Regions from separate parts of the Homo sapiens genome. Here region 1 is linked to region 2. Evidence: chromatin contacts called from ENCODE Hi-C data. All regions are on one chromosome and are shown on one strand. The core of a region is the stretch at or near the end of the contact, and the rest is flanking DNA. Distances in the headings are between cores, read along the strand shown.

Region 1 (3,874 bases), core at 323-2,822, 2.0 Mb after region 2:
CTGAAGTTCTTTAAGGTCCCAGTGAATGGAACGGAATCTGCCCCAGCTGGTAGCGTGTCCCCGGCTGCACTAAATGAGATTCTGTGGGGTACGGGGAAAGGCATGAGAACTTTAGGCCCCTGAGGTCAGGGAGACACAGCCAAATAGCTCAGATACAAAGTGTCTTGGCAGGCACAGAGGGGTGTAGCAGTGAGGTGAGTGGGCGGGGAGGGGGTGCATTTTTTGCTAGTGTGCCCAGTTTTGTTGACAAAAACGGTAGCATCTGAGCAGGACCTTGACCAGCTGGTGGGATGCAGGGTGAGTGATATGCGCAAGATGTGGTCCTGGGCCAGCACCATCAGCATCGTCTGGGAACTTGTTAGAAAGGCAGAGTCTTGGCCAGGCGTGGTGGCTCACGCCTGTAATCCCAGCTCTTTGGGAAGCCGAGGCGGGCGGATCACAAGGTCAGGAGATCGCGACCATCCTGGCTAACGTGGTGAAACCCCATCTCTACTAAAATACAAAAAATTAGCCAAGTGTGGTGGCATGTGCCTGTAGTCCCAGCTACTCAGGAGGCTGAGGCAGGGGAATCGCTTGAACCCGGGAGGCAGAGGTTGCAGTGAGCCGAGATCGGCCCAGTGCACTCCAGCCTGGCAACATGGGACCAGGCGGGCAAGGCAGGCAGGCATCTGATTGCAGGATCCCCAATACCAGATTTTAGAATCATGTCATTTTTCCATACCACTGAGAAGCTCCTGAAAGTTTTTGAAGAAGAGTGAGTCATTCATTTATTCACTCAGCTAATATTTATCAAGCACCTACCACGTGCCAGGCCCTACACTGGGCACCAAGATCCAACAGTCAACGTGCCCACATTAGCTAAGGGCAACTTTTAAGCAAGGGCTTATTCAGAGACAAGATTGCTATTGTCTGTGTTTTCCATCTGATTTGCGAATGGAACATACACCTGCTGTGCTCTCCAGAAACAACTCTGCTGCTTGTCTCTGACAGAAGCGCTTCAGTTGAGCATTTATGGAAGTTTCTAACAGTGGTGATGTGAATGGATGACAGAAAGCAGGCGCGTGCGCACACGCAGTTTTCAAAGGCTGGGGGCCAGTGGGAGAACGCATTTTCTTTCAGGTCTGTGCTGCCTGCCAGGGAGCTGCTGTTCTCGTGCGGCATCTTAAGATGGCCCTGGCAGCCTTTGGCTTTTGCCTTGTGAGGGTCAATGGGCTTCAGGTGTTTCTGTGTTGATCTAACAGTTTCAGGAAGCCGTGGGCTGGGAGGGTGGGGGTGAGCGAGGGGAGGAGTGGGGAAGGGAAGGAGGAAGGCTGTGGGTAGCTTCTCTTCTGTTCTCACATGACAGCTCTGATGAAATTAGAGTGTGATCTCAAAGACAAGCTGGTCTTTTCATCTGAATTAAATGAAATAGGCCAATATGCTCTTCTAGAAGATCAAACATACCCAGGACAATGTTCAATCCTCTTTCTTTGTCCCACTTTGGGACAAAAACCAAACTGGGGAAAAGAACGGGGAGGCTGGAGCGCCTGCTGGGGCCCCTTCTCTGCCCACACGGCTCCTCTTGGGTTCTGGGCAGGCTGAGCTTAGCGGGCATTGCCCTCTGCTGGGGCATATCAGGAGAAATGAGCTAAGGCCAGGGGTGGTCCTATCAGGTGGCAGAGGACAGGATTTGGACGAGTCGCAGGGCTATTACTGATGGAGATTTAGCACTCTGGCCTCTGAGAAAACAGCCAGGTTTCTGATCTGCCCAAGCCCTCTGTCTCTCCTGTCAGGGGCCTTCTCAGCACCCCCTAAACATTCCAATTCCTCTCCTACTCCAGTCTATTCCCTTCTTTCTCTGAATGGTCCATAGCTTATCCCAGGTCTGTGGGCAGAGGGGAAAGAAACAGAAGGGAGAGCTGAGAAATCTCTCCCGCCCAGCACAGTCGGTATCACAAGCTCTGTGTCCGGTTTCCTTGTCCTATATTTGGTAACACGACAGTGGCCTTTCTGACTGATGCGAGCCCCTGTTCTCTTCACTCCCTGGGGATTGCTGATAGGAGGCCAGCATTTCAGTAGGCAGCGCATCATCAGCCCTACCACGGATCTTATTTTAAACTAATTACATTACTGAAGGGTGGGTAGGAGGGAGGAGAAGGGGTAATTATAACCGGGGAATTTTTTTTTAAAGGCCTAGTTTCAAAAATCTCAGACTTAATTTAGTAAATTTCAATTACAGAGAGTTACTAAGCTGAAGATCATTTGCATTACATCCTTAATTACTACTTCATTTGTATCTGAGATCATCAATAGAGATTCTTGGGAATGTGTACTTGGAATAAGTGATTGATCCTAATGAGGCCTTTGTTCCTCCCAAGCCTCACTTAGGAAGCTATTTCTTCCCTCTTGCAGAGGCACAGAGTTTGCCAAGCCAGGTGGAGACACCCTAAACTAGAAATGGAGCCTGAGGTTTTCAAACTGGTTTTGCCAGAGGCTGCAAGACTCTAAGCTCTGTCCTGATGTTCCCCAACAGGCATTAATTGCTCTCCCCTGAATGCATTAGCACTGCCAGACTATTACGGATGATTAGCCTCCGTGCCCAGCTACAAACGTCCATCTTTCTTAGTTGGTAGCAGAGGAAATAGCCTTTTAGGACCTTCTCCTTGCACAGGATGGATGCCGTCCTGGACCTTCCTGCTTCTGCGTTTCCCGCCACCTTTAAAGAAAGTGCATCCAGCAGTCCTGGCCACTGGGTCTTTATTGGAAAAGCTGTTTTCCAAGATGATTTAACTCTGAAAAAAAAAATGAAAAGCCCACAAGAACTGAAGACCCTGTGTGCGTGTGTGTGAGTCTGTATTAAGACCCCTTTTATAGGAGACAGACTCCTTTTGGGGAAGAGGGAGAGGTAGGGAAAGGACGAAGTGAGTAAAGGCACTCTCAGCTAAATCCTGCATGCCCATAGTTCCTTCATTGTATGGTACCTCACACCCTTACAGGGCTTTACCGAGCGCTTGTTCATCTGTTAGCTTACAGGTAAGAGAATCATTGTCCTCATTCTCTGAGTGAAGAAACTGATGCTCACAGTAGTTAAGTGACTTTGCCCAAAATTACTGAGCTGAGGAGTGACAGAATGGGGACTGAAGTCCCAGTCTCTTAATTCTGTGCTCCTCGGATACCCCCAAACCACCTCCATGGTCTTCCAGCAGCCTGAACATTTATCCATTTATGGAGGTCAGGGTGTGGGTCCCACTGCAGCCTGCTGCCCCATTTAAACTTTATTTCTGAATCTGTACATTTAAGCAAACCACTTTGTTTCAGAGGCATCCAGAGAGTAGCCTTACTTAACCTTCTTCTGGAGGTGTGTCTATTTGGTGGAGAATGGTGGAGGGGCCTGGAGGGAAGGAAAGGGAGGAGCCAGTAGGGAATTTTCACAGTTTTCCACCAGATGAGGCCAAAGCCCAGAAGTCAGACAAATCCACGATTCTCCTGGCATTCTACAGAGTTGCCAACTCCCTGCCCTGCTCTTTGCTCTCATTATTCCTCTGGGGTGGTTTCCAAGGGTGGAGAAGTGTAGGCTGAGGAAATGTCTGTGTTGAGGGAGGGCAGATGCTGTGAGGAGGGAGGTGTTTACACCAAGCATCGAGCCAGGCCTTGGAGTCACAGGGACAGGCCCAGAGCAGGAAGTGTCCTCCAAGCTAGAAGTCCTCTAGTTCAGAGGTTCTTTGTCTCCTCAAGAACCTCCTGGAACCTCCTGGACATTGTAGCATCCTCTGCAATAGCCACTACCCCTAGCAGTGCAGATGGAGTACTGTAGTGAAATGAACAAATTTTTTGGAGCTCAATAACTCTGGGTTCAAATCCCACTTCTGCTTATGAGCTGAAAGATCTTGAGTAA
Region 2 (3,728 bases), core at 850-3,349:
GTGGGCTAGCATCCCACACCTGGGTCTGCTCCACTTGGCAGGCACATGTCCCCTCCTGGGACTTCAGCTCATTCCCTTGGACAGCACAGAGTTCTGAACAGCAGCAAGTCCAGCCAGCCACTCCTCCAGCCGCTGCTGGCTTCTGTGATGGTGCCCAGGGGCTCCTCCTCTCTGGAGCTTCTCCTGGACTCCCCAGGCTGCCTTTAGCATCTTGGCCCTCTTTGTGCCGAACTGAGAGGTGCTGGTGACCCTTCTTGGGATCCTGTTCTCTTACCTTCCCTCATTTGGCTTCAGCTATGTGTGTGGGAGAGAGACAGCTAACATTCCATTCTGAGACCCTCTATTTCTTCCCTCTTGACACCTTTTCAGTCTTATGTCATAAGGTTGTACTATTTTCCATGTGTGGTTGCCTCTGGTTAGCTTTTGACTTTTTTGTTTTTGTTTTGTTTTGAGATGGAGTTTCACTCTTGTCACCCGGGCTGGAATGCAATGGCACAATCTTGGCTCACTGCAACCTCTGCCTCCCAGGTTCAAGCAATTCTCCTGCCTCAGCCTCCCAAGTAGCTGGGACTACAGGCACCCGTCACCACGCCCGGCTAATTTTTGTATTTTTAGTAGAGCCTATTGTCCAGGCTGGCCTCAAACTCCTGACCTCAGGTGATCTGCCCGCCTCAGCCTCCCAAAGTGCTGGGATTACAGAGATGAGCGACTGCACCCTGCCAGCTTTTGACTTTTTTCAAAAAAATTATTCTTTGATCACCTTATGATGTGCCAGGGAGAAGGAGGGGTGCTTCTGGCCTCGCTTGTGCCACCCTTACCCAAAATCCAGGCACATGTGCTGTCGAGGCTCCACGCAAGACCCCAGGAACTCCTGGGTCTTTGCTACCGCCAGAGGGTTGCACCTGCTTCTCAGACAGAAGACCCCCGTCTCATGGTTTCTCTTTCTCAGGCCTCCAAACCCCTGGTTATTTCATCTTTGAAATGAGTGTTTCATATGCAATTAACCTATGTTGAAACTTTACCAACTCTAAAGTGAAATTATACTTCCTTCCTACATCTAACTCTACCTAACCATAGAGTTCCCCTCCCGAGTATTTCTGAAAGTTTCCCAGGGACAGCTTTGCACAGCTCCAGAAAGTATCTCTCACTCTCACTCTACCCTTTTCTTCTTGCTGCCATGATTCTGCCTCTGTAGCTTATGGGACTGGCGACTTAGTGACTCTGCCAGGCCTTGGGAAGGAGACATTGCCCTCCCCAACCCCCCACAGCTCATCTGACCACAGGTTCCACTGAGTTGGGGCATAAAGAAAGCAGCCTTAGAAATTTCCATCTGCCTCCAGAGGAGAAGTGTCTTGTACCCAAAGGCCTCCATTTGGCAGGGGCCACTTTAGCTCCCACCAACAGCAATATACAGGCCCCCTTTCTCCACAGAGAGAGGAAGAAATCCCTCCCTTTCCAGCCCACAACACTCTTCCTTGCCTGCCTTGGGATGACAGACCATGAGGACACCCCTTTCTGTTAGGGGCAATCTCCCTCCTCCCTCCACACCTGAAGGTGTGGTCTGACCCTTTCCCCTCTGAGAAAATAAACCACCATCTTAGTGTCCAGTCTGAGTGTTTTGTTGTCAGAGCCTCAGGCCCGTCTAGGCAGCATTGTTCCCTCCCAGCGCATCGTTACAGCCTTTCCTCCAGCCTGAGGTGAGGAGAGGGTCAGGTCTTCCAACCTCTGGTAACCCCATCTCCCAGGAACAAATGTTGGACAACAAAGCACTCATGTCACCCAGGAGCCAAAGGGCAACCTCAACCAAGATTTTAAAAAATGGACACCTTAGAACATGTGTCTAATTTGTTTGGGGGCGGTTCTACCCATAAACACAATTAATGTTTCCTAACAGGACCCATAATGACTTTGCTCAGAATCACCCCACGTGGGCTTCCTCCAGAACAGCGGAGGCTTCTTGCCTCACAACAGGCGGCCTGCGAATGCTGCCCAACATGGTTAAAATGTGAGCACGCTGGCGGCTGACTCACAGGAAATGGTTCCCAAGGCTATGCCTGAGATAAGGCTGGCTTCTGGAGGCCTCTTTGCAGAGGAACCAATCCCACCCCAACTCCCTGATTGGATAATAAGACTCAGAAGCTCCAGTTCTCCCCTTCCTATGTGGCTTTGCAGGTTCTGTGTCTGACTGGACTGCCACTTTTCTCACGTACCTGTGGTCTGTGCTACAGAACATCCTAGCCACACAAGAAAGGTGGGAGCAGTGGGTGGCTTGAGGCCAACTGAGGTTTCAATCCAGTTCCTCTCCCCTGCCACCTGCCTTACCTGGTGCTACCTCTGCAAACACCACCTGCTGGGACAGTGTGGGTGGGAGGGGCTGGTGAGGAGGATTATTTCCTGTTACTGCCTTGGGGAAGCTGCTGAGGGCATTGCTCACGCCTTTGATCTGGGCATAGAAGGAAGCCACCTGCCCTAGCCAAGGTTTTAGTGCAATGACCAGATGAGAGGCTTCAGGTTACCTCGGGGCCCTGAGTCTGGAATCCAGAGTCACAGAGAATGAGGGAAAGTTGTGGAATCATTGGTGGAGACAGGATTGGAAACCTCTTGCAGCCAGAAAAATCACCATCACAGAGGGAGACTAGAAACCATCTCTGGGCCTGAACCTATCTTTGCTCCCGCCTTTCTTGTGCGGTCAGGTGGTTCTGGGACAGTAACCTCAGGCAGGTGAGAAAAGTGGCAGTGCAGTCAGACAATTCACAGAGGCCAGACGGGACAGGGAGAACTGGAGCTTCTGAGTCTTATTATCCAACCAGCCAGGCAGTGGGGGTGGGCTTCGCTCTTCTCTGCAGAGAGGCCTCCAGAAGCAACCTTATCTCAGGCACAGCTTATGAAGCTCTTTCCTGTGAGCCAGCCACCAGTGTGCTCAAATCTTAACAAACAGCATGACCTTTACTTAATAAAGGCCTGGGGGAAAGCCAGGGCAAGCGTTCCCACTTTAAAGTGCTTCATAAACGACGTGGCACCTGCAGTCACAAGGATGACATGATTAGCCTGCTGTCACCTGAGTCATTTTTTCCAGATGTGGTGAGGGGCAAGGCAGCCAGCTGGTGTCATGGAAAAAGCTCTGGATTCGAGTCTCGGTCAGATGTTGGCTACCCACTCAAACTGCTGCCGTGGCAGCCCTGCCTCCTTGCACGGCCGTTTCACATCTCTGATGTGGGAGATGAAGAGGGGTATGATCCATGCCTGGTATTTTGCAAACAGAATGCATGCATTCATAGATATGAGAGCACTGAAAAAACCCAAGCTCTTGATTCGGCAGCCAGACTGTGTAGGGGGATGTTCACTAGACTTGGTGTTTAAAGACTCAGGTAGGATCCAAGCTAATTCTATTTTTTTTTTTTTTTTTTTTTTTTTGAGACAGAGTCTCCCTCTGTCACCCAGGCTGGAGTGCAGTGGTGCGATTTCGGCTCACCGCAACCTCCACCTCCCGGGTTCAAGCAATTCTCCTTCCTCAGCCTCCCAAGTAGCTGGGATTACAGGCATAAGCCCCCAGCCTGGCTAGTTTTTTGTCTGTTTGGTTGGTTGTTTTTGTTTTTGTTTTTGTATTTTCAGTAGAGATGGCATTTCACCATGTTGTCCAGGCTGGTCTCGGACTCCTGACCTCAAGTGATCCGCCCACTTCAGCCTCCCAAAGTGCTGGGATTATAGGTGTGAGCCACCATGCCCAG

Evidence for each region. Hi-C counts contacts between places; a loop is a spot of excess contacts on that map. Pooled maps may share reads with other maps.
Region 1: a map with no recorded cell type shows a loop between it and region 2 (6-fold over the local background). The contact joins two enhancer-like sites. A Hi-C loop is called at or near these places in 3 of 37 single-sample maps with no recorded cell type and 2 of 50 pooled maps.

The regions. Positions count from the first base shown.
Region 1 is chr2:64,326,524-64,330,397 of GRCh38, forward strand. No RefSeq gene overlaps it. Among named protein-coding and RNA genes, the nearest start is that of MIR4433A, 12 kb to the right of the region's middle. RefSeq lists enhancers at 1-16, 1,356-1,515. Within about 2 kb of position 1,573, at least 24 of the 41 ENCODE cell types and tissues checked have a DNase peak (open chromatin) inside an H3K27ac peak, as active enhancers do.
Region 2 is chr2:62,302,877-62,306,604 of GRCh38, forward strand. No RefSeq gene overlaps it. Among named protein-coding and RNA genes, the nearest start is that of MIR5192, 99 kb to the left of the region's middle. RefSeq lists enhancers at 177-256, 2,408-2,935, 2,936-3,461, 3,027-3,096, 3,137-3,206 and 1 more. Within about 2 kb of position 2,100, at least 22 of the 41 ENCODE cell types and tissues checked have a DNase peak (open chromatin) inside an H3K27ac peak, as active enhancers do.